Linked DNA regions of Homo sapiens: all the other regions are linked to region 2. A link is a loop called in an ENCODE intact Hi-C map of the cell type or tissue named here. Cell type or tissue: endothelial cell of umbilical vein. All regions are shown on one strand. Each heading gives the region's core, and the rest is flanking DNA. Links, peaks and the distances in the headings are about the cores only.

Region 1 (7,086 bases), core at 3,030-5,529, 180 kb after region 2:
TTATATTAATATTTATTATTTATAATATGCCAGACTCACACTGTCTCCTACAGTAGCCATTGGCCACATTTAAATTAAATCATGGAAAACATTCAGTTCCTCAGTCACACTGGCCACATTTCACCCTGGCCTGGTGGCTACCATTTTGGATGATGCAGATACAAAGCATTCCCGTCATTACAAAAAAATTATATTGGATCTCCCTGGTCTAGATAATTTATACCCCAACACAACCCTGTCAGGTTGCTATTAGTAATGAAGCAGCATCATTTGTATGGGGTAATACACAAGGTTCGTTGCCTCATGCCAAGGAAATCAAGGATGCTAACACATGAGCAGTGAGTTTAAGAGCGGAAGTGTAATAGGCAAAAGAGAAAAGGTCTCTCGTGCAGGAGGGGGTTCCGAGTGGATCTCCCAGTTTCACGGTAAAATGCATGGGGTTTTATAGACTAACTTGAGGAGGCGGTGTCTGATTTACACAGGGCCCAAAAGACTGGTTGGACCAGGTATGCCATTTACATAGCACGGGAAGAAGCTGGCCATCTCACCCTAATCTTTTATTATGCAGAAGGGTTCTCTACCTGGCCCGTGCCATGTTGCCTGTTCCTTTACTGTACACTTGGTTGACAAAGAAAAGGGAAGATGGAGAATCCATGTTGAACATGCCTGGCCCCCAGATAGCCTTTTCCTATTGGCACAGCTGCCGGCATTCACCCGTGCAAGCTTCCAGCTTGCTTATCTATGTCTGCAGCTCAATTTTACAGGCTTCTCTTTGTTAGCAAACAAATGATTTTGGGGCTGCTTTTTGTTAAAAGGCAAATCTTACCGAGGACTCTCTGACCCTCACTAACCACCTAAATAATTTCTTTTTAGCTCCTGTATCAGTAACACCCCAAATTACTACTGGAAATCCTTTTAGATCCTGAGAGCCAGAGACGTTAAGTCACTTGCCCAAGCTCCCACAGCCCCAAGGCTGGAACTCGAGTCAGTCTGACTTTCAAGTCCCTGCCCTCTTCTCTGCTGGGCTCTGCTTTTTGGCACAGGAAGATTGAGTTAGCCAATCAACAGAGTCCTTATTTGATTATATGTCAGGAAACCATTAGGATTCTCCTAAAAAGGATTTTTGAATAGTCTTTGGTAATGGCAGTAAACCTAAGTAGAGGAATTTTAAAGTGAACATAGACAATATTGAAATTCTCCCATTAGTTTCTTATTTTTAATCTTAATTACATTTTATTATATTCAGCGGTATGCAGTTTCAAAAGGAGGAATTGTCTTGACTCAAAACCAAAAAGATTAAGTTATCAGATATCTGCTCTTCAGTAAATAGTAGGAGGTGTTTGTGTGTGTGTACATGTGTTTAAACCATATGCCAGGATGTATAAGAGTTGACAATTTAAATCTAAATTCTAATTCTCTGCAGAATTATCATTGCCTGATCAGGGCTGGCATGAGTTCCCAGTTCTTCAGGAATAATGCTTTCATGGAAAGAGTTAAGAAGGATGGCTCACTGCAGGGATAAGGAAATGGGGGGAGAAGAATCCTTTAGCCACATAAGCAAAATCTATATTTATTTGAGAAACATCTCAGACAGGCCCTTTTCTATACAAGAGACTTCTTCTCTATTGAATTTGAAGTTGCCAAGCTCAGCATGGGCGCCAGACATCCCACTTCTGTTTACTTTTCACTTGGAAAGGAAGGGTGAAAACATAACCCAAAACCAAAAATGAAAGTGAAATACTTGGAGCCTCAAATACAGATCTTTGGTATTGCCAATGAAGTCTAGATTCACATGCTTTAAAAAAACCAGCTTGGGGAATGTTCTGTTATGAAAGTTGAGACTCTTCCTGGTGCACATGCCACCCCAGGCCAGGCAAAGTCTTGCTCAGACAACAGCCCTTGCTGTCAGTCCAACAGGCTTTAGGCAGTATTTCTCAGACTTGGCTACACTTAGAATCACCTGGGGAGCTTCTACAGTGGGGAACCACAGGGCAGCAATGCAGGCAGATCGAATCAGAACTATTTGAGGTTGGATTTAACCTCACTATTTGTAAAACTCCCTGAGTGACTCCAATATGTTGGCTTTTGTGAATTTATTAGCACACAGGTGCTGATCGTGAAGGGAGTCACGAGTGCTCCTACTTTCCCTACTCAAAGGCTCATCGCTGGCGTGCCACTGGGAAGCACCATCAAAACATGCCGCTGTTGGAGCCCACTCCAGACCCACGACATCAGAGTCTCTGGGGCTTAGGGCAGGCAATGCTCTTCATTTATAAAGCAAAGGGGTTGGGCTCACTGGTCCTCAACAACCTTTTTGTTTTCAAACCATAGGATTCCATAAGAGGGTTTGATGTAAACGAGGTGATAATGTAACTGAGTATTCCCTTTTTTCTAAGTAAAAGGGAATAAGTTACAATTATTTTTTAAATTATTTTCTCTTTTCTCCTTTCCTCTTGTACCCCACTTTCTACTTAGCCCTTTAGAAATGCAAATCTCACCTTTTACTTCCCCTTCACCAGACATTCTTTACAGGGCAAGTTCATCTAACTATATGCTCCAAGACAGAACTTTCTAGAGAGTTAACAGCTGATTTACAGACCAAAGCATGATCTCCATGGAACTCTCACCCTTCAGGGGGTTGCCATGGAACTCACCCTCCAGAAAGGCAGGTTGAAGGCATGCCCACTATCCACTCCCACCTAGAGAGTTTTAGGCCACTTTTTCAACTTATTTCTGCCTATGAAAGTGCCAATTCAACTGCCTGGATAGATCAGGCACCATGCCAGTGTGCAGACCCCCTGCCCTTGCTCACTTCCTCCCCTGCCTTTTCAAAGTGCCTGCTTTCTGCTCCAAAAGCAAAGCAGTGCATTTACTATTTATTTATTTATTTATTTATTTATTTATTTATTTATTTTGAGACAGAGTCTCACTCTGTCACCCAGGCTGGAGTGCAGTGGCTAGATGTCAGCTCACTGCAACTTCCACCTCCCAGGTTCAAGCGATTCTCCTGCCTCAGCCTCCCGAGTAGCTGGGATTACAAGCACCCGCCACCACGTCTGGCTAATTTTTTGTATTTTTAGTAGAGGCAGGGGTTTCACTATATTGGCCAGGCCGGTCTTGAACTCCTGACCTTAAGTGATCTGCCCTCCTCGGTCTCCCAAAGTGCTGGGATTACAGGTGTGAGCCACCACGCCTGGCGAAGCAGTGCATTTAGAGGCAGGAGGCTGCACCTCTTCCCTGAAGGAGGTTTGGAATAAATCATTTTCTTTATATCTGACCTCGCTCTTGTTAATTGGATTCTGCAAGCAATGAGTGACTAATCTGCGGTTCAGTTACAATAACAATAATAGAGAAAGGAGAGTGCGAATGATAAAGAAATTTACCATGGTGTATATGTGCCACATTTTCTTAATCCAGTCTATCATTGTTGGACATTTGGGTTGGTTCCAAGTCTTTGCTATGTTCATGTCCTTTGTAGGGACATGGATGAAATTGGAAACCATCATTCTCAGTAAACTATCGCAAGAACAAAAAACCAAACACCGCATATTCTCACTCATAGGTGGGAATTGAACAATGAGATCACATGGACATAGGAAGGGGAATATCACACTTTGGGGACTGTGGTGGGGTGGGGGGAGGGGGGAGGGATAGCATTGGGAGATATACCTAATGCTAGATGACGAGTTAGTGGGTGCAGCGCACCAGCATGGCACATGTATACATATGTAACTAACCTGCACAATGTGCACATGTACCCTAAAACTTAAAGTATAATAAAAAAAATAGAAGTAAAAAAAAAAAAAAAAAGAAATTTACCAACATCAAATCACATTTGATTATTTCAAACACTTGGTACCCACAATCATCAGATATACAGGATTATAGAGAGAAACAAGGGAGGAGCTTGAAGCATTTTATGCAATATGAAAAATGCTTAGTCACAAAACATTTTCTGATCTTGTTGCAAGCTCATGAGAGCAGCACACTGCAGAGATTGGTCTGGGTGTTGGAACCTTCATTCCACGACAGGCATCAACCTGTACCCCGAATGGAGACTCCTCTCGGTTTTCAGAAATGATGAATGTGAGCTGTGCACTACCTACCCTGAGCCGCTGTGGAAATACCTCTTTTTCACAACTGGGATGGTGCCGGCAGAGACAAACATTAAAGAGCTGAATGTGAAAAGCCTCCTCGTGTGTCTTCTCCATGGCCAAGTCTGGAAGTTGAACACCCTTGCTGGTTTGCCAATGTGGCCTCGCGGGGGCAGTATGACCCAAGGCTTGCCATGGCTTCCTAGCTTGTAAAAGATTCACACTCTTCCATGAATGCTTTAAAAAAACTAGTGACCACCCAGAGAAACAAAAATAAGTCCCCAAAACATGACAGAATCACAATGACACAAAACGGATTATCAAACCACGTAGTAACAATAAGGAGGCAAATAGAAGTCAGTCTTGTAAAATTGCTTATAGAAAATTAGGAAGGAAATATATATTATATGCATGCATATTAATATAAAGATATATGTCATATGACAATATATATTAATTATATAAAAATATGTATTTGTATACAGAATCTTAAATATTAAGGGTTGACTCTGTTTTGGAAAAATACAAGCAACTTTTACAGTGAATTTTATTTCAAAGTATAGGAGCTATCGAAATGTTTTCACGTTTTTGCCTCTTCTGTTCAGCCTTATCCCCGAGGGTTGTGGAAAATCTCCACGTACTCTGACAATAAGTAAGTGGATGTGTTAACAAGCTACAAGGAACTGCAGTTAGAAAGTTCATGATTTGTTGGCCGGGCACAGTGGCTCATGCCTGTAATCCCAGCACTTCGGTGGGAGGCCGAGGCGGGCAGATCACGAGGTCAGGAGATCGAGAGCATCCTGGCTAATACGGTGAAACCCTGTCTCTACTAAAAATACAAAAAATTACCCAGGCGTGGTGGTGCATGCCTGTAGTCCCAGCTACTCAGGAGGCTGAGGCAGGAGAATTGCTTGAACCCGGGAGGCAGTGGTTGCAGTGAGCCGAGATCGCACCATTGCACTCCAGCCTGGGCAACAGAGCGAGACTCCATCTCAAAAAAAAAAAGGAAAGTTCATGATTTGTTTTCTGGTTCACATTTCTGCTTCTAGCCCCCAGGGTAGTTGGTGGTAATTCTTATGTTTTCATTATAAGTGTTAACACTTGAGCAGTTATGTTTGCATTTGGAGCTCTATCTCTCCCCGTGATAGAAAATAAATGATTTGTAAATTTAATCATAACAGTTGAAATGCCATTGCATCTTAATTTATTCAGAGCGATTTAAACTAAGAACCCCTGGAGTACAAAATGTAAACAGAATCCCAGTTTATGAATTTTCACATTACTCTTCCTAAGGACAGTCACCTCTACTTTGACTTTATCCATGGCATGCAATCTCCTCTTTGATAGAGACCTCTGGGTGGAGACAGAAGGTACGTTCACCCCAGAGTTGGTGAATAAAGTCAGATCCTGAAGGTCGTGAGTTGAAACTCCAAGGAGTAAAGGCATGGGCCTGGGGAGGTAATGGGGACGGGCTCTGGAAAGGCTGGCAACACTGCAAATAGCTTTTCTTCGTGCTAACGTTGGAAGACATTTAATAAGATGGAAAAGGAAAAACGAGCAATTGACATGACTGCATGTATGTCAGCCACAAAAGCTGATACCTTCAAACCTCCCTGCCGCACTGCCTTCCTCCTATGGGATGGATCTCCCTTCTCCATGGCCCCTTCCTTCTACCCTAACCCCAGCCCCCTCCTGCCCTTCCTTGGTTCATTCTACCTTTTACCCTAACAGATGAAAGGCAATCCTTCAAGTCTTGGTAGGGACAAGCTGCCCTTCTAGTCAGATCAAGCTGTTCTGTCTTCTGCTCATTTCATGCACCTCCAAATAGGACCACGGGCAGCTTTTGCATCTGCTGCCCATGACCTGTGCTGGGAGATGAGTGTGCAGTGACTGAAAACCAGCATGTTCAAAATGTGAACGTGACCCAGACGGGTCCCCTCCACCTGTAGCACCTGTCCTCTCTCAGGGTAAGAGACTCGTGCACATAAATCCAAATGTACATGATTGTCATGACTGCAATTAGAGCCAAGTTTTGGGGAGGGATTTTAAATGAAAGAAAAGCATCCTCATTCTCACATATGATGTGCCTACAACTCAGGGCTGCGGGTAAGTGACCAGGCCATGACGTTGCATATCTTCTTCATTTTCAAACATAGACAACTAACTTATGGCACCAATTCTCTTTTTTAAAACATGGCAATTCTTTTGAGTAGTGGAATTAAAATTTGAATTTTAAAAGTTTTCAAGTCAATTGCTCAGCAACCAGCAACCTTACTCTTAGAGGTACCATCTCTAAATACAAACTATTCTGGCAATTTGTCTCAGGAAAAGGGTCAATTTTAAAAATTATTTAAAAGAAAATACAAAAATACAATTATCTCTCTCTTTGTATACATCACACACACATGCACACACACTAAGGAAGAAAACAGCTGCTTATAAAATGCTCTGGCAGTTTTATGTGCTATTCTCTAAATGTACACTTGACTGAAAGAGCAAGAATATAATGAATTATTTTAGAAGGTGTTTTTTATTAGATGCATATTTTCTTTCAAGCAATTTGTAACTTTCACATACATAAGAATATGCAAATACTAAGATGTCAGAATGTCTTTGACTTGGCCCAGAGGGTAGGGTCCTATGCTACTGTTGCACTCTCCACAACTTAAGAGCAAAAGGAAAGACATTTCCCTTCGTTGCTTCCTGCTGACAGCCACAATGCTCACCGTTCATATTCAGAGGCTGAGAAAGTCAGTAGCACCTCTTATTATTCTGACACCTTCATTCCCTGAGTAGTTCTCACCACTTACTATTCCCTCACCTTACCTGTACTATGATGGTTTTAGCCATCCCCCAAATTCAAAACAGTCTCAAGTATGTGCACAATCATATGAGACAGAACAGAAAAAAACCTCTCTCTCTCCCTTTGAAATGAATATACCCAAACACTAAGGGGTATATTCATTTCAAAGGGAGGGAGAGACGATTTTTT
Region 2 (7,086 bases), core at 2,546-5,045:
GTGAAGCTTTTCCACAAGGCTGCTTGAGCATCATCATGACATGGCAGCTGACTTCCTAGAGTGAGTGATCTGACAGAGAGTGAAGACCTAGTCTCAGAAGCCACACACCATTACTTTCACCACATTCTAGTCATTAGAAGTGAGTCACTAAGTCTAGCCCATGCTCAAGGGGGGAGGAATTAAGTTCTACCTTTTTAAAGGGAAGAATGTGAAAGACTTTGTGGATATAGTTTAAAACCATCACATCCACCAAAGCAAAATATTTTACATTTTATTGTCCACTAAAGCTAGGATCAGTAAACTATAACCTGCAGGCCTGGCACCTGTTTACATATGGAATGTGGGCACTGCTGGAGCATCTGGGGACCAAGCTGGGGTATTTTCTTCTGTTTCTACTCCCCCACTGCTCTCAGCTCCTGTCCACCTGGCCAGCTGTACCTTGCTGCAGTCCAGGGCCCACCCTGGTTGCCATCTACACATTGGAGACTCTATTGTTAGCAACCAAGCAATGGAATCTCAGTTCAGGAGCTGGTGACTGAGTAGGTCACCTTGCTTCCAGCCAGCTATCCAACTTGTGATGACGGGAGGAGAGAAGGACACACAGGCACCTGTCTGGGTGATACTGGGGCAGAGAAAGAAATGGACTGCAGCAGGCTCACTCCCCGGCCCCTTCCCCTGCCAACCTCTCCCCTCTCTTTTTGTTTTTTTGAGACCCAGGCTGGAGTGCACTGATGCAATCTCAGCTCACTGCAACATCTGCCTCCCAGGCCCAAGTGATCCTCTCACATCAACCTCCTTAGTAGCTGGGACCACAGATGCATGCCACCACCCAGCTATTTTATTTATTCATTTTATTTTTTATTTTTGGTAAAGACAGGGTTTTGCCATGTTGCCCAGGCTGCTCTCAAACTCCTGAGCTTAAGCAATCCACCCACCTCAGCCTCCCAAAGTGCTGTGATTACAGGTGGGAGCCACTGCACCCAGCCACCCTGCCCCTTTTTCACCATACCTACTAGCCCTTTCCCTCTTGGGCTAGTCCCTCTTGTTCTGAGAATGTTTTTGGCAAGCAGCAGCTGGACATGAAACATGCTAACTACTCCGGATGGTTCTCTGGGGGCAAGCAGGGAGAGGCTCGCCAGAGGGTTCTCCTTTGTTATGTAAACGCCTACATATATCTTCAATTTTGCTTATTGGCCTGGGAAACCTCTATTATTTACCATCAAGTTTTCTCAGCCCTGTACTAAAACAAAAGATTTTCCAGGCATTATTTTCCTTAATCTAACCTTTGAGAGTGTGCTGATGGTTAACATTTTCACTCAGGAGCTGGAACACTAAGTGTCTGGGAGTCCTTGGACTGGAGAGGAACATGGCTGATGACACTTTGTGGCCCCAGTGTTCTTTCCTTTACAGTGAGAGATGCCACCGTTCTCCTTCTGTCTCATCATTGCAGGTGTTTTCTTCTCTGGAAGATGCTCTGTGACTGTGGACAGTGTAGCCCAAATTGAGGGAGGCTTGTTCTCATAATTCTGCTACAACCACACAAAACCAGACCCACAGCAGGGAACCGGAATCAGATGCTGTCTTGGAACCATGACACTTTGCTGTCAAATTCAACGAGGGTCCAGGCTGAAGCTTTACACTTAGGCTGCTTTGTAGAATCTACTTCGTTGTAAAGTTTCCTATAAGAGGATATTGCTTTGTTTGTATTGAGGGTCTCTTGACTGGATCCCGTAGAGGTTAATTTTTCCCTTTTCTGTGTTGGGGTAGCATATGATGATGATGACATTTCTATAGTCCTAAAGAAAGTTAATGCTTAGGACATTGCATTCTATGTCTTTGCCTGAAAGATTGTGTTGACTAGAGTTTATTTTACAAAGAAGAGATTAGCTTTGTAAATTTGTGAGGAGATCTCTCCCCTGAGCTGCTGAGGGACTGGCACCTGTGTCTGTCCCTGACAACTGTGTCCTATGGGCTCCCCAGTGTGGTTTCTCCCCTGGATGGAGGGTCTCCTCCTTACCCTGGACTGACACATGGACTCTCATTTGAACTACTTTCTCAGTCTCAGAACCCACCCATGAACTACTACCTTCTAGGTTAAGGTAAAATTTGTCCAGTTGTCTAGAGAGGTCTGGACTTATCTCTGTCCTACATGGGATGCCAAGGGCTGGGCTGGACCTGGCACTTAGGATCTTGTATGTCATAGCTTCCCAGCACCTCTGGACATCACATGTAAATCTCTAGCAAATGTGGTCATCACCTACTGTTCTTAGTCTCCAGTTTTCATTATACATGTTGCAAACAAAACTTCGCAAGATGCTGATTTACATCCTGGCACATTCAACGCCCCCTTAATTGTATAAGAGAACTTCTTTTCCTGCTTTTTAAAAACACAGGGAAAATGGTGAACATGGTTAGATGACAGACAGAATATGCTCTTTCCCACCAAAATACTGAGAGTAGTAATGACTTATAACTACTTAAAAATATGTCAGGGCCTTTGGTAATTAAATTTCATAATTCCAGGAATTTATCAAAGATGATTAAGCCATTTTTTGTTGACATGATCAAATATTTAGAACACAAAGACATTAAGAAGAGACCATTCCTCTAAGATGGGAACTAGAATTACATTTCTCTAAGTTAATACATAGAAATTCATAAGCAATGATTTTAAAAATGTAGGGGCAGTTAATGTACAGCTCTGGCTACTAGCCAAGGGCTAACTGGCCTGAGGAAATGAAAGAACCTCAACAACAGAGTCTGTGATGTGTCTGGTTGATCTAGAGAACACGAGCCCTGTGTGTAGGGAGTAATTCTTCCAGCTTCAGTTACTGTGGCTGGCTGGGCTGCCCACACTGCTCAAATACAGTTAACTTTACTTTGGCTTTTTGGTTTATGTGTAGACTTGGGATCTGTGCACAGATTTCCTCAAAAAAACTAGGCTGACTGATTCTCTTATTAATGTTTCTTCACCACTGGCTGTGGACTTTGATCTTTATTTTCAGGATGATGCGTAGCGTTCCTTTATGGAGACTTTTAAGTCGAAAGCCAAAGCCTTAATTAAGATCTTTGCAGGTTAGATACTCCTGAGCTGAAGATAACAGAGTAAGAAAAGTGGTAAAAGAAAAATTAAATGCACTTCTTTTACCTATCATTTTTATGGTAGACATTTGAAATTTACCCTTTCAGTGATTTTGAAATATGCAATACTTTATTATTGACTATAGTCGCCCTGCTATGCAATAGATTTCAAAACATTCCTCCTACCTATCTGAAACTTTGTACCCTTTGACCAGTAACTGCCCATTCCCTTCCTCCCCGGCCCCAATCTCTTTCTACACTCTACTTCTACGAGTTCAACTTTGTTAGATTTCACATAAAGTGGGACATGCAGAGAACCTTCCTTTTCTGATTGGAGGAGCTATAGCCCAAAAGAGTGGAGCAAACCGTCACGCTTTCTTACTTTCTTAAATCTTCGCTGCTTGGCCGCGACTGTGGGTGCAGTTGTAGGAAGTGCACGGCAGAGCAGGGTAACTACAACACCAAGTTTTTGGCCAGAGGCCCGAAAAAGGGAGCCCAGCGATCAGGAAAGGACCAGGGAGATCACAGAGAGGGAGGAATTTGGAGGAAACAGCTCCGTAAGTTTGTTCCTGGGCTCCTCCCCTAGCTGCGCATGCGTGGATCTGACCCTAACCAGCACTCCAAAGAAGTTAGACCTGGACACTGGAATAGACCTTCAGCCACGCCGTAGACGGGCCACTGGGTGGTGCACACGGAACATAGCTGAATAGCACCACGAAGACTGAAAACAGACCTGACATGGGGATCACACCCCACAGAAGGCAGGTTGGAATTTGAGGTCAGAACTCAACCAAATTGGTTACCCACGGTGTCAGTTATCAACTTACTGCTTCTCAGCTTTGAATGCGCCACTCAATAAATATACCCTGTGTTATACAATGGCATTCCTTTAAATATTGGCCCTTTAAAGTGAGCGCAGTGCTGTGCTTTCTCAGTAGAAGGCACTGGAGGGGCAAGGTAGTAGGAAGAGGCTTCCTGCCTTTTTTTTGGCGTGGGCTGGGGATCAGCAGTGTGCATGTGAGAATATCCATCGGAATCTGCCCCAAGCATGGGCTCAGAACAGTCCCTTTGCGACTTTGCATCCTTGGCCTTGCAGTCACCTTTCTACAGCTCTCTTGAGCCAGAACACAGAGCCCTTGTGCAGCCCACGTGCTCTGAAGAACTCCTGCCTGTGCTTGTATTTCGACTTTCTTCACAAGCCTGCATATTACCTGCACACAGCTGCCTGTGCCCCTGAGGGTCACATGCCAACCTGCGATGCCTTCTGCAAGTGCCTGTGTGGTCCACACACTCTGAAGGCCATCTGGACTTCCATCACATGCCCATGCCACCAGTTGCTGATTGGCCATCCCTACCTGCACTTGAGGGGTTCTCCTATTAGTTACCCAGCAACTCCAGACTAGCCTGCCCAAACCAGAGGACTTACCTGCTATCTGATGGGCTGAACCCCTTCCAAGTTGGCCCTTCCTTGGATGTGCTCCCTCAGCCCTGGGGTATGAATGGAAAGATAGAAAAATATCAACAAAGAAACAGAAGATATAAAGAACTAATTGGAAATTTTAGAAATAAAAAGACAATAATTGAAATAAAATACTGGATAGGCTCACAAACGTAATGGAGATGGCATAGGGAAGAGCTAGGAAACTTGAAGTAGATTACTGGGTTTCATGCGCATCTGTGTGAAGAGACCACCAAACAGGCTTTGTGTGAGCAATAAAGCTTTTAATCACCTGGGTGTAGGCAGGCTGAGTCCGAAAACAGTCAGCGAAGGGAGATAGGGATGAGGCCGTTTTATAAGATTTGGGTAGGTAAAGGAAAATTACAGTCAAAGGGGGTTTGTTCTCTGGCAGGCAGGAGTGGGGGTCGCAAGGTGCTCAGTGGGGGAGTTTTTGAGCCAGGATGAGCCAGGAAAAGGGACTTCCACAAGGTAATGTCATCACTTAAGGCAAGGACCGGCCATTTACACTTCTTTTGTGGTGGAATGTCATCAGTTAAGGCGGGGCAGGGCATTTTCACTTCTTTTGTGATTCTTCAGTTACTTCAGGCCATCTTGGCATATACGTGCAAGTCACAGGGGATTCGATGGCTTGGCTTGGGCTCAGAGGCCTGACACTGGGCATTACCAATCTGAAACAAAAAATAGAAGAGAAGATTTATCTGAAATGAACAAGCCCTCAAGAATCTATGGAACAATACTGAAAAGTCTAATATTTGTGTCATCAGAATTCCAGAAGGAGAGGAGGAAGAGTGTAATGCAGAAAAAATGTTCAAGAACTAATGGCTGGGGCTGGGCGCGATGGCTCACGCCTGTAATCCTAGCACTTTGGGAGGCTGAGGCGGGTGAATCACAAGGTCAGAAATTCGAGACCAACCTGATCAACATGGTGAAACCCTGTCTCTACTAAAAATACAAAAATTAGCCGGGCGTGGTGGCACGTGCCTGTAATTCCAGCTACTCGGGAGGCTGAGGCAGGAGAATTGCTTGAACCCGGGAGGCTGAGGTTGCAGTTATTGGAGATCACGCCGCTGCACTCCAGCTTGGGCGACAGAGCGAGACTCTGTCTCAAAAAAAAAAAAAAAAAAAAGAAATAATGACTGAAAAATCCCCAAATTTGTCAAAAGATATAAACCAAGTGATTAAAAAAGCTAAACAAATCTAAATCAGGATAATCCCACCCAAAATCCATGCCCAGATATAATAATTAACCTGAAGAAACCCAAAGACGAAAAAATTTTTCCAGGTGCGGTGGCTCATGCCTGTCATCCCAGCATTTTGGGAGGTTGAGGTGGGAGAATCACTTGTGCCCAGGAGTTTGAGACCAGCCTGGGCAACATAGTGAGACCTTATCGCTGCAAAAATATTTTTTTAAAAAAATTAGCCAGATATGGTGGTGCATCCCTGTGTTTCCAGCTACTTGAGAGGCTGAGATGGGAGGATTGTTTGAGCCTAGGAGGTTGAGGCTGCAGTGAGTTGTGATGGCATCACTGCACTCCAGCCTGGGTGACAGAGTGAGATCTTGTCTTTGGAAGGGGGAAAGAAAAAAAAAAAAGAAAGTAGCAAGAGAAAAATGATGCATCTCCTATAGGAAAGTGTGATTCAAATTATTTCAGATTTCTAATCAGAAACTATGGATGCCAAAAGAAAGTGGCACAACATTCTAAGGGTGCTGATTAATAAAAAAGAAAAGATTGCTTTCAAATTCTATATCCAGCAAAAATAGTATTTATGAATGGAGGTAAGAAAAAGACATCCTCAGTTGAAGGAAACCAGAATATGTCAGTATATTTTCTCTAAAATAATTGTTAAGGCAAGTTTTTAGATAGAAGGGAAATGATAACAGATGTAAACTTGAACAGCAGGAAGGAAGGAACAGGAACATATAAATATCAAGATAAATATAATGGACCAGTTTTCTCCTCAGGAGTTCTTTAAATTTGATGATTGGAAGCCAAAAATATAACATTGATTGACATAATACATAAGACAACTGCAACATAAAGGTGGGAATGTAGGAGGACCTATATGGTGGTAAGATTTTTACATCTCACTTGAAGTGGTAACATACTGTTTCTAAGTGGACTATGAAAAAGTAAGTATGTATAATAATTCTTAGGGCAACCATAAAACAAGAGAAAAAAACTACCCAAAGAGACATAGTAAAATATATAATAGAGAAACTAAAATGGAATTCTAAAAAATGTTCAGAGAAAAGAAGGCAGGAAAGTGTAAAATAGGAAAACAAAAGAGGGATCAAATAGAAAAAAAGTAATAAAATTACAGATTTAAATCCAAATATACAAGTAAGTGTATTAAATATAAATGGCATACATACATCAATTAAAAGATAGAGATAGTCAGAATTGGTTAAATAAATGATCCAGCAATAGTCTGTCTACAAAATCTCACATCAACTATAAGCATATAGTTAGGATAATATAAAATGATGGAATCAAGAAAGTGAAAAGCAACTCACAAAATGGAAGAAATTTTTTGCAAATTATATA
Region 3 (7,086 bases), core at 2,512-5,011, 280 kb after region 2:
TTCTCACTACAACTCAAGACAGATCTGTTTTTTTGCCAGACCTGACATTTTCTTGACTTAATTCTTGGGATCTCCATAATGAATAAACATAGTCAGAGGCTTCCGGATGTCAGATCACTCCCAGAGGTGTTATCACCATCCTTTTCCTGTTGGCTTTTATAATGGCCACATCTATGTTGTTTCTTGCAGGTAAAAAGTCCACACTTAACATACTCCCTATCTGACTGAGGTCAAAGATTGCATTTCAATTACAGCCCCTCCCACTATCATTCCTAATGAGCTTCCCTCTCCGATCTTGTCTTTATGACAAGAAAAAGAGTGTCAGTGGTAGACTGACATTATGCTTGATAGAAGTATAACGTTCCTGTCTTCCTCTAGATGATTCCTAGGGATCTCTGGCCTTTTACACTCATTGAGGATGGACCAGCATTTGGTCCAGGTTTGTATTAGACCAATCAACAACTCTTAGGACCTTAACCATTGAGTGCAATATTTTCAATGAGTGTACATGTCAATTAATTCAGCCCAATCCAAATTTCTATTCTGCAATTTTTTATTAAGCACTCTTAAAAGCCAAACTCAGTTTTTCAATAATGTTCATTGACCACTTTCTATAATTCTTTACGGAATTTTTTCCCATACCTTGATTCTGCATTTTACCCTCTGGGCCAGGTTGAATTCAAATCCTGTTTATTAGGTGAGCAACAATGAAGAGCGAACTGTTACCTTTCTCATGCTAAGGGAAAACAGCTTCCTTAGAAGGAAAAGTAGAAATGACAGTGTGCCAGAGGGGATGGAGGAACAGGGTTTCCCAGGTCCTGTGCATCCTCCCAGATATCCCCATTCCCACTGATCCTCAGTCTATCTTACCAATGCCTTAACATTCATACAGGCTTTTTAGCAAATTTGCAAATACAACTCCTACTATAATTAAGACACTTCATGCTCTGAATTAATTTCCACCAGTCTTAACCTGGCAGCTGCAAGTAATAAGAGACTTTTTTTTTTCAACGTGGTCACAGAAAGGCTTTAAGTTTCACTCTAACTTGAGAATGAAAGTTTCAGCATTTGAATGGTCTTGCTTTAAGTTTCTCAGTGCCTTCAGAAGCAGCCATCCTACCCTCTAGTTCTGGCCTTCTTCATCCTCTTTAGATTGGTGGATAGCAGCACCTTCCTGCCAACCCCCACCCTCATCCCACCAGGCTTCATTCTCAATAGGCACATGGTCTGAGGTGATAACTTGACTAGTTGTTTAGCCATTCTATCACATGGGTGCCATTTTCCCATCTTGGAGTTGGAAGGGAGTCTTACTTCCTGCTAACTAATTCAAACACTCATCATCTCCCTGGAAGGCTGATGTCTGCAACCTGCTTTCTAGCACACATTTCCATATCAGTTAACCTTTTTGATTTATAAACAACCCCAGCTTCAGCCAAGAATGACTGTATGGACAGGGTTTGGATGGCTCACAGAATGGAAGAAAGAAGGACCTTTAGCCCTCAGAGAGGACAAGGGCCACTCAGAGAGGACAGAAGCCTCAGCCCTAAAAGTCCATGTAGCCTTTCCTTTTTTTTTTTTGAGACGGAGACTTGCTCAGTCCCCAGGCTGGAGTGCAATGGCACCATCTTGGCTCACTGCAACCTCCGCCTCCTGGGTTCAAGCAATTTTCCTGCCTCAGCCTTCCGAGTAGCTAGGATTACAGGTACCCACCACCATGCCAGGCTAATTTTTGTATTTTTTAGTACAGACAGAGTTTCACCATGTTGGTCAGGCTGGTCTCAACTGCTGACCTCAGGTGATCCACCCGCCTCAGCCTCCCAAAGTGCTGCAATTACAGATGTGAGCCACCACATCCAGCCCAGGTAGCCTTTCTTTTTTCTTTTTTTTTTGAGACAGAGTTTCGCTCTTGTTGCCCAGGCTGGAGTGCAATGGTGAGATCTTGGCTTACCGCAACCTCCGCCTCCCAGGTTCAAGCGATTCTCCTGCCTCAGCCTCCTGAGTAGCTGTGATTACAGGCATGCACCACCACACCAGTAGTAGAGATGGGGTTTATCCATGTTGGTCAGGCTGGTCTCAAACTCCTGACCTCAGGTGATCTGCCTGCCTTGGCATCCCAAAGTGCTGGGATTACAGTCATGTGCCACTGTGCCCAGCCCCATGTAGCCTTTCTTTAGACATAGAATCAATCAGTCTCAACCATCTCTGTATGTCTTCATTTGAGTTTTCAAATCCAATTGGCCTAGCTTAGGTCAGGCTACCATCAATTCCCCCTTGGATCAAATAAATGAAGAGGCTGTGGGAGGAACCTGGGGGTGGCCACTGTGGGGATCATTGCGAGCCAGGCAAACTCCCCAGCCTGTGTCTATAGCAGCATCACTCCCTGCTGCTGATAGGTTTCAAAGTCTTGGCATTTAAGTTTCTTAGTTCTGGCATCAAAGTGCCCTTGCTTCCAGAACTCTCTCCCACCTGCCCAATTTCTCTCTTCTAAACATTCTTTGTTCGTTCCCAACTCTGCCTTTGCTTATCCCCCTCCCACGACTCTCCTCAGGGGTGTCACTTCCTGTCTTTTAAGACCCAGTCTGGCCTCTCCTCCTATAAGAAGTCTTCCCTGAACACTCACTTGACATTTACCACAAATTTTTTAATGACCAGTTTCTTTTCCTGTGCTGTATGTGGTCACCTTGTGTCACTCAGAGTCCCAGCAGCAAACAACTGACACTCAAACAGGGCAATTTGAGGACACTTTAATAAAGGGGCTATTTACAAAGGGACTAGCAGCATAAAGTGAGAATACCATCCCATGAGATGAGTAACAGCAGGGATTTATTACCAGCCCAAGGTCTGAAGGGGAAAAGGGTGGGAGAAGGTGTGCCATACATGAGATCAATTGGGGTTTGAACAGCATCTGGATTGAACAACATAGGATGAGGAAGATGTCGGCCTCTCCATCCATCCTCACTTGTCCCAGGTCAGAGGAGTTGCTGTTCTGATCGTCAGATTTCAGAACATGGACTGGGCCACATTTACGAGCGGTTGGGGTCTCTGAGTGTTAAAAGGTCCCACACAAGCACTAGCAAGTCTACTGCTTTCCCTTCCAGGCAGTGGTGGGTTGAACCAGGCTGTGGCTCACAGGGGCAGGTGCTGCTCTCTTGCTTTTCTTTGTCCTCTTATATTCACACGTGTTTTTAGCATGCCCATTGCTGTGGGATTGGCCATGGTCTTCTGGAATATAATTTGAATTTTGGTTTAATGGGATGTAGGGGAATATGTAGATCTTGAGCCACACACAGCTTTACCAAAGCCCTCCATCCAAAGGAGCTAGGAATTCGCCCAGATAACAAGGTGTACCCTGTTTCCTATCTTCTGTTGCTTTCTTCCTGCAGTCACGGCCTTGCACAATTCCTGGGGATACAGATGGCATCCCCCACGTTTTGCAACACAGTTGGACAATATCAGATTTAGGCATTCCTGAGTTTCTTGTTGTATTATCAAACCTCACCTCCCTCCTAGCCCTCGGGCACACCCTCTACTGACTGAAGAACTGTGCAGAGCTAGCTCCTCTCTGCCACCGGCCAACACCCCCTGGTGTTCAGGTTCCCCCACTGCAACTGTCTGGGACGCTGATGCCAGCAAGTGAAGGACTCATCTGAGGTGGGGCTCATCTGACCAGGACCTGGAACTGAGCCAGGGAGAAGGTTGTCCTGTCTGAAAAAAATTGAGAGGCCTTCCTCAGTGAAAGAAAGTCTTGACTTCAAGGGGCGGCTCTTCTCGTGGGCATTGGGCAGCGCCCAGTGGACTAGTTCTTGCTTAGCTAGGAGAGGTTAACCTTGAAGTAGGCAAAATTCAAGTATACAGGATTTTAAAGACATCATTAGGTATTTTCTTATTCAAGCCCATATCCATATCCTTATTTATGTCCATATCTAAATCTATATCTATATGTATCTTTTTTTTTTGAGACAGGGTTTTGCTCTATCACCCAGGATGGAGTGCAGTGGTGGGATCTCAGCTCACTGCACTCCTAGTCTCAAGTGATCCCCTTGTCTCAGTCTCCTTAGTAGCTGGGACTACAGCCATGCACCCCCACACCCAGCTAATTTTTGTTTATTTTTCGTAGAGACCTAGGTCTTGCCATGTTGCCCAGGCTGGTCTCAGCCTCCCAAAGTGTTGGGATTACAGGCATGAGCCACCATGCCTGGCCTATGTATCTTTAATATCAAAGCCTTTTTTTAAAATTATACTTTAAGTTCTGCGATACATGTGCAGAACGTGCAGGTTTGTTACATAGGTATACACGTGCCATGGTGGTTTGCTGCACCCATCAACCCGTAATCTACATTAAATATTTCTCCTGACGCTATCCCTCCCCTAGCCCCTCCACCCCGGACAGGCCCCAGTGTGTGATGTTCCCCTCCCTGTGTCCATGTGTTCTCATTGTTCAACTCCCATTTATCAGTGAGAACATGCAGTGTTTGGTTTTCTGTTCTTGTGTTAGTTTGCTGAGAATGATGGTTTCCAGCTTCATCCATGTCCCTGCAAAGGACATGAACTCATCCGTTTTTATGACTGCGTAGCATTCCATGGTGTATATGTGCCACATTTTCTTTATCCAGTCTATCATTGATGGGCATTTGGGTTGATTCCAAGTCTTTGCTATTGTGAACAGTGTTGCAATAAACATACGTGTGCATATATCTTTATAGTAGAATGATTCATAATCTTTTGGGTATATACCCAGTAATGGGATTGCTGGGTTAAATGGTATTTCTGGTTCTAGATCCTTGAGGAATCGCCACACTGTCTTCCACAATGGTTGAACTAATTTACACTCCTACCAACAGCATAAAAGCATTCCTATTTCTCCACATCCTCTCCAGCCTGTGTTGTTTCCTGACTTTTTAATGATCACCATTCTAACTGGCATGAGATGGTGTCTTATTGTGGTTTTGATTTGCATTTCTCTAATGACCAGTGATGATGAGCTTTTCTTCATATGTTTGTTGGCAGCATAAATTTCTTCTTTTGAGAAGTGTCTGTTCATATCCTTCTCCTACTTTTTGATGGGGTTGTTTTTTTCTTGTAAATTATTAAAGTTCCTTGTAGATTCTGGATATTAGCCCTTTCTCAGGTGGATAGATTGTGAAATTTTTCTCCCATTCTGTAGGTTGTCTGTTCACTCTAATGATAGTTTCTTTTGCTGTGCAGAAGCTCTTTAGTTTAATTAGATCCGATTTGTCTATTTTGGCTTTTGTTGCCATTGCTTTTGGTGTTTTAGTCATGAAGTCTTTGCCCATGCCTATGTCCTGAATGGTATTGCCTAGGTTTTCTTCCAGGGATTTTATGGTTTTAGCTCTTATATTTATGTCTTTAATCTATCTTGAGTTAATTTTTGTATAAGGTGTAAGGAAGGGGTCCAGTTTTAGTTTTCTGCATACGGCTAGCCAGTTTTCCCAACACCATTTATTAAATAGGGAATCCTTTCCCCATTGTTTGTTTTTGTCAGGTTTGTCAAAGATCAGATGGTTATAGATGTGTGGCGTTACTTCTGAGGCCTCTATTCTGTTCCATTGGTCTATATATCTGTTTTGGTACCAGTACCATGCTGTTTTGGTTACTGTAGACTTGTAGTGTAGTTTGAATGCAGGTGGCGTGTTGCTTCCAGCTTTGTTCTTTTTGCTTAGGATTGTCTTGGCTTTAGAGGCTCTTTTGTGGTTCCATATGAAATTTAAAGTAGGTTTTTCTAACTCTGTGAAGAAAGTCAGTGGTAGCTTGGTGGAGATAGCATTGAATCTATAAATTACTTTGGGCAATATGGCCGTTTTCACAATATTGATTCTTCCTATCCATGAGCATGGAATGTTTTTCCATTTGTTTTTGTCCTCTCTCATTTCCTTGAACAGTGGTTTGTAGTTCTCTTTGAAGAGATCCTTCACATCCCTTGTAAATTGTATTCCTAGTTATTTTATTCTCTTTGCAGCAATTGTGAATGGGAGTTCACTTATGATTTGGCTCTCTGTTTGTCTATTATTGGTGTATAAGAACGCTTGTGATTTTTGCACATTGATTTTGTATCCTAAGACTTTGCTGAGATTGCTTATCAGCTTAAGGAGATTTTGGGCTGAGATGATGGGGTTTTCTAAATAGACAATTATGTCATCTGCAAACAGAGACAATTTGACTTCCTCATTTCCGAATTGAATACCCTTTATTTCTTTCTCTTGCCTGATTGTCCTGGCCAGAACTTCCAATACTATGTTGAATAGGAGTGGTGAGAGAGGGCATCCTTGTCTTGTGCCAGTTTTCAAAGGGAATGCTTCCAGCTTTTGCCTGTTCAGTATGATATTGGCTGTGGGTTTGCCATAAATAGCTCTTATTATTTTGAGACATTCCATCAATACCCAGTTTATTGAGAGTTTTTAGCATGAAGGGGTGTTGAATTTTATTGAAGGCCTTTTCTGCATCTATTGAGATAATCATGTGATTTTTGTCATTGGTTCTGTTTATGTCATGGATTACGTTTATTGATTTGTGTATGTTGAACCAGCCTTGCATCCCAGGGATGAAGCCGACTTGATCATGATGGATAAGCTTTTTGATGTGCTGCTGGATTTGGTTTGCCAGTATTTTATTGAGGATTTTTGCATTGATATTCGTCGGAGATATTGCCTGAAATTTTCTTTTTTTGTTGTGTCTCTGCCAGGTTTTGGTATCAGAATGATGCGGGCCTCATAAAATGAGTTAGGGAGAATTCCCTCTTTTTCTATTGATGGGAATAGTTCCAGAAGGAATGGTACAAGCTCCTCTTTGTACCTCTGATAGAATTCGACTGTGAATCCGTCTGGTCCTGGGCTTTTTTTGGTTGGTAGGCTATTAATTACTTCCTCAATTTCAGAACTTGTTATTGGTCTATTCAGGGATTCGACTTCTTCCTGGTTCAGTGTTGGGAGGGTGTATGAGCCTAGGAATTTATCAATTTCTTCTAGATTTTCTAGTTTATTTATGTAGAGGTGTTTGTAGTATTCTCTGATGGTAGTTTGTATTTCTGTGGGATCAGTGGTGGTCTCCCCTTTATCATTTTTTATTGTG

The links. A loop is a pair of places that touch in the nucleus more often than their neighbours do. Peaks named below come from ENCODE experiments on the same cell type or tissue, not always from the same donor. Only the 100,000 strongest peaks of a DNase experiment are listed, where the experiment ranks them.
Region 1: a loop joins it to region 2, with 2.3 times the contacts of the local background. A loop is called at or near these places in 10 of 110 quality-filtered maps.
Region 3: it touches region 2 in a loop (11-fold over the local background); 8 of 110 quality-filtered maps call a loop at or near these places.

Annotation. Positions count from the first base shown.
Region 1 is chr3:46,375,726-46,382,811 of GRCh38, reverse strand. All of the region lies in intron 2 of CCR5AS (CCR5 antisense RNA), which reads left to right. It overlaps CCR5 (C-C motif chemokine receptor 5), which reads right to left. Exons shown (of 2, transcript NM_001394783.1): 2 at 6,606-7,086. Among named protein-coding and RNA genes, the nearest start is that of CCR5, 8.3 kb to the right of the region's middle. RefSeq lists an enhancer at 2,084-2,585 and a silencer at 4,197-4,306. In endothelial cell of umbilical vein, for the core only: a CTCF peak has its summit at 4,255 (motif pointing right); a DNase peak (open chromatin) is centred at 4,271; H3K27me3 peaks cover 127 bases.
Region 2 is chr3:46,555,157-46,562,242 of GRCh38, reverse strand. The region is part of intron 1 of LRRC2 (leucine rich repeat containing 2); the gene reads left to right. It overlaps LRRC2-AS1 (LRRC2 antisense RNA 1), which reads right to left and starts at 4,845. Exons shown (of 3, transcript NR_073385.1): 1 at 4,812-4,845; 2 at 4,508-4,569; 3 at 2,555-3,091. RefSeq lists an enhancer at 4,951-5,552. In endothelial cell of umbilical vein, for the core only: a CTCF peak has its summit at 3,756 (motif pointing right); a DNase peak (open chromatin) is centred at 3,662; H3K4me3 peaks cover 341 bases; H3K27ac peaks cover 931 bases.
Region 3 is chr3:46,273,205-46,280,290 of GRCh38, reverse strand. No RefSeq gene overlaps it. Among named protein-coding and RNA genes, the nearest start is that of CCR3, 34 kb to the right of the region's middle. In endothelial cell of umbilical vein, for the core only: a CTCF peak has its summit at 3,604 (motif pointing left); a DNase peak (open chromatin) is centred at 3,560.